Linked DNA regions of Homo sapiens: region 2 is linked to region 1. Evidence: read pairs that join two places in POLR2A ChIA-PET (ENCODE). Cell type or tissue: PC-9. All regions are shown on one strand.

Evidence for each region. Peaks named below come from ENCODE experiments on the same cell type or tissue, not always from the same donor. Only the 100,000 strongest peaks of a DNase experiment are listed, where the experiment ranks them.
Region 2: POLR2A ChIA-PET joins it to region 1 with 11 read pairs; 4 of 35 experiments call an interaction of 5 or more read pairs at or near these places.

Annotation. Positions count from the first base shown.
Region 1 is chr2:183,127,686-183,130,185 of GRCh38, forward strand. It overlaps NUP35 (nucleoporin 35), which reads left to right. Exons shown (of 9, transcript NM_138285.5): 2 at 602-772. Among named protein-coding and RNA genes, the nearest start is that of NUP35, 4.5 kb to the left of the region's middle. In PC-9, no CTCF peak of the experiment used is centred here; no DNase peak of the experiment used is centred here.
Region 2 is chr2:183,013,844-183,016,343 of GRCh38, forward strand. The region is part of intron 2 of NCKAP1 (NCK associated protein 1); the gene reads right to left. Among named protein-coding and RNA genes, the nearest start is that of NCKAP1, 23 kb to the right of the region's middle. In PC-9, no CTCF peak of the experiment used is centred here; no DNase peak of the experiment used is centred here; H3K27ac peaks cover 545 bases.

The sequences.
Region 1 (2,500 bases):
TACATAGTCCAAACTGATTCGGAAATGGAAAGAAGTTATTAGTGTGATTTTTAAACCCCTGAAATAATGTAAACAAAAATAGCTGTCACAGATAAATATTGTGCTGCCAGGTGTACTGGCTTCACACCTTTAATCTCAGCACTTTGGGAGGCCAAGGCTGGTGGATCACCTGAGCTCAGGAGCTCCAGAGCAGTCTGGGCAGCATGGTGAAACCCCATTTCTGCAAAAAAATACAAAAATTAGCTGGGCGTGGTGGTGCAGGCCTGTAGACTTAGCTACTGAGAGGCTGAGGAGGGAGGATCGCTTGAGCCTAGGAGGTGAAGGTTGCAGTGAGCTGAGATTGCGCCACTGCACTCCAGCCTGGTGACAGAGTGAGACTCGGACTCAGAAAAAAAAAAAAAGTGAATACAAGATAACTTTACATTTTTCTAGAAATATTTTTTGTTGGCTTTTAAAATAATAAATTCAACTATGGTTCTATTATATCTAAAAGTTTTGATTAAATTTGCAAAATTATGTTAGATTCTTGCATGTTTTTGTCATCAACATGTAACAGAAACTGTAACAGAAAAGTCCTTAATTTATTTTTTGATTCATGTAGGATCTGAACCAATGATGCTGGGTTCACCCACATCTCCAAAGCCAGGAGTTAATGCCCAGTTCTTACCTGGATTTTTAATGGGGGATTTGCCAGCTCCGGTGACTCCACAACCTCGATCAATTAGTGGCCCTTCAGTAGGAGTAATGGAAATGAGATCACCTTTACTTGCAGGTAGGTGAATTGCTTAAAATAATTTTATAGACATGCTAGATACAGGGATGTCCAATTTTTTGGCTTCCCTGAACCACATTGGAAGAAGAATTGACTTGGGCCACACATAAAATACAGTAACTCTAATAATAGCTGATGAGCTAAAAAAAAAAAAAAATGCAAAAAAAATCTTAAAATGTTTTAAGAAAGTTTACCAATTTGTGTTGGGCAACATTCAAAGCCATCCTGGGCTTCATGCGGTGTTCAAGCCATGGGTGGGACAAGCTTGTGCTAGAATTTTTAAAAGTGTAGTGGTGCAGCATTCACCCTCATCAATACATTAATTAAAAAAAATTAAGCAATGTGTCTATTATAAAGCAAAGCTTTTAAGGCTCTTGGAATAGAGGTGTAAGAAGTATAAGCTATAATTTCTAGAGCCACTAAAATGTATTCTATGTTTTTTTCATTCTAAGATGCCTTTGAATTGGCTTTTAAGTACCACTAGGAAAGATAACCCTAAATATGACACAATGCTAAGATGCCATTTTTTGTAAAATTTCTGTGTCGGAGATGTCAGAGTGTGGTGGGGGAAGAGTGCCTCACAGAGTTGATGAAATACCATCATTTAGCTTCAACTGAATTCATTTAAAGTAATTCATCTTAAGATACAAGAATAGGAAATAATCGGTCAAAAGAAGTGTAACTTGAAGATGTAGATACGAATTCTGCCTTTAGTCTTAGTGAATTGAGATTCTCACATATAGCGTGTTTAAGGAAACTTGGGGGGGAGGTTTTATACACAGAATTTGTGATTGTCAGGGCAAAGTATTGTAAATGCAGCCTGTGTTTATTACAGAACTCCTTTAGCAAAGAAATACTTTAAAAAATGACTTCGAAGTTTTAACTGAGTAGTGAGAATTAGATACAGAAGTGTTGAATTCTAATTGTGAGCTAATATCCTTTAGTAGTAGTTCAAGTGAAAACTCTTTTTACCTTAATTGCCCTTTAAAGTATTTTTGCTTTAAAATGGTTTATTATTTAGGATTTATCAGGGAGAATTATAAATTATATTTGAAGTAATTCATTTAACATTAAACATTAAATTTCAAATGTGTTATTTTATTATGGTAGCCAACGTATATTGATTGCTTATGAGCCTGGCAGTATGCTAATCATTATTTTGTCAATCTTAAAGGGTAGGTAATAGTATCCCCATCTTTAAAAAGAGAAAACTGAGGCTAAATGCAATAAGTAATTTGCTGAAGCTCACTTGCTAGTAAGTGAGCGAGCGCTATAAACCTCAGGTTAGTCTTATTCCATAGACTGTGCTCTAAATAGCTTAAGCTGTACAGTCCAGGCTCAGACATTAGTCTTACCGATGGCCTGGGCTGCATCACTATTTGACATTGCATGTTCTCTGATCGATAAAGACATCTTTATGTCACAGAACTTGGTCCTTTTACTACATCTTTATTATGTACTTAAATATATTTCTACTGTGAGAAACATGAATGGGATCTACTTAATCTAGATAGTCAAACTCTACATAGGGAATTGTATTTATTCAGGAATCTACAGACTGGAGCTGTTTAGTACCTACTTTCAAGTGAGAAATGGGATCAAGTTTTGTATTTAAATGTTAAGCGTTTTGTAGAGTGAGCAAAAGTTACATGTGTTTTCTGAAAACTAAGATTTTCATTAACTACTTACTCTGAATCCTTTTATTCAGAGTGCAGTCTATGGATCAGC
Region 2 (2,500 bases), 110 kb before region 1:
GTTCCTGAACATGCCAGGCATGCACCCACCTGAGCCTTTGGAGCTGCGGTTCCTTCAGCACAGAATGCTCCTCCCCTAGCTAAACTCACTCCCTCATATCTTCAAATCTCTGCCCTAATGCTTTCTTCTCAGTAAGGCCTTTCCTGGTCACCCTAAGTAAATTACATCTGCCAGGCATTAGTCTTATGCTTTTACCCTGCTTTGTTCTTCCTAGAACTCTTTACCTGGTATTATATTCTTATTTGTTCATTATTTATTTCTGTTCAACATAATATAAGCTCTGTAAGAACAGAGACTTCTGTTTGTTCACTGCTGGAATCCTCTCTTCCAGAACAGAACTTGGCTCATAGAAGGCGCTCAATAAAGGATTTAAATAAATAAATGAATAATCAGTGGAGAATGTGATGGAAACATACATATGCAGAACTTAAACTAATTTGGAAAGGTCAGGGAAAGCTTCTCTGAATGGTGGCATTTAAGCACAGACCTGAAAGACAAGCTAGCCTAGTGAAAGAACATGGGAAAGAGAGACTATTCCAGATAGTAAAAAAAAGTCGAGGCAAAAGAAACATGGCCATTTGTTCAATGAAAGTATAAACATACTTTCCCCAAATACAACACTCCTTTAAAAAAATAAAGCAAGCAAATATATTTTCCTTAGGTTCTACATTCTATCCTACACTAGACAATGGGAACTAACATAGTATACTAGCCTGCATACTCTTGGCCAGGGACCATTAATGTACCTATTTAAAATATTCTTGGCCAAGATGAGTACTACGAAGAATAAAAGAAAGTAAGTACTCTGCAACATGTGTTATTTATTCCATTGTAGCTTTTACTGTGTTATTTTCAATCTTGGCAATTAACTTTAGATCTGACAAAAGGTAGTACTGAACCTGCCATGAAGAAACAATGAGAAGATAACATGCTAAAGGTACTTAAAAGGTACAAGGTTAAAAGTGGCTAAAGGCCCCAAAGAAATGACCAAGGAAACCAAAGTTAAAGGTCAATAGGTGATTAGGTAGTGATAATGTCCTCTGCTACTATGAAGGGCATCAAAATCACCACTGCAGCCAAATGGACCAACAACTGTTTGAAAGCTGAAAAACTATCACTTACAGGCAAGACATAACTTCAGGAAATTTGAAGAGTATGGAAAAATGACTACAGATGCCAGAAATGTATATACTTGAAGGCTATGCTATGGAACCCCAGTGTAATGCTCATTGGCAGCCTCATTTCCAGGAAAGCAGAAAGTCTCTTTGAGTTGAAGAGGTTATGAATATAGTTTAGTATGACAAAAATATATAGCACATAAGATGCACAAAATAATATTCTGAAACCACAGGTAATTATATAAAAAGGATAAGAAAGGAGATGTTTTAAAATAGATGTGTTTTGGGATCATAAGAACCACCCTTGAGAATATGAAAAAAAGCTTAATAATTCATTCACACACAAATTCTATATGCAACTTTAGGGGATTCTCAAACTCATGAAAATTCAGTGGAAAAGCGCAGGTAAAATCATCACACTGAAGACAAAGCTATAACCCATAATGAAAGCTACACAGCAGGCTTTTACAAATTATCTAGATTGATGTTAGAAGACAGAAGGTTAGAGGAAAGTAGGCTCCAGGAAAAAAAAAAAATTATAAAAAGGTGACATGATTATAAGGCCAAATAAATTTAAAGAAAGTAAAAAGGCTTATAACTATAATTTCAGAAAGTCATGGTATAACTATGAAACTGTAAAATAATTTTAAGTAAATGACAGAATTTAGGAAGAGAGATTCCTTTTCTCTTTAAGGCTAAATATATTATTCATCTTACAGCCCAAAGTGTGACAATGGAATAAAGAAATCCAAACCAAGCACTTAGGCCTTTATTAATATTTAATTTTTTTCAACCAACATATAATAAATATAGTATCAGAACACTGTATAATTACAGAACCAAAAAAAAAAGCATTAACAATTTTGACAACATGAGAAGAAAAGGACAAATGGATAAATAACCAAGGGTGAGGATATAAAAAAAAAAAACTATATTAAAGTTAAAAAAGGAAGTAATCAATGATCCAAAAATACTAACAAAAAACACTGGGAAAAAGGCTTGAGAGGGGAAGTAAGGGGAAGTAAATTGAGCAAGCTAAATCCTCATCTTTTGTTGCATAGGAGAGACACTGTCTAAAGTTGGTAACTGAAGTTATAAGGGAATAAGCATATTTGTTATAGTTCTAGCAGTAACCTGTAGAAATTCTAAAAATAGAAGTTCCCTCTGAGGAATATGACTAGGGTGGGAAAAAGTAAACTAGGAGATATTCACTTTTCATCCTAAATTCTTCTGGACTATTCATTATCATGTATTCATGTTCTTTGGGCAAAAATAAAAAACAAAAAATTTAAATCACTTTAGGTAGGTCACCAGTGCTGATGCAATTCCCTGCCACTATTTGACCTATTTCAATTACTTTCCAAATATATCAAAGCAAGGCT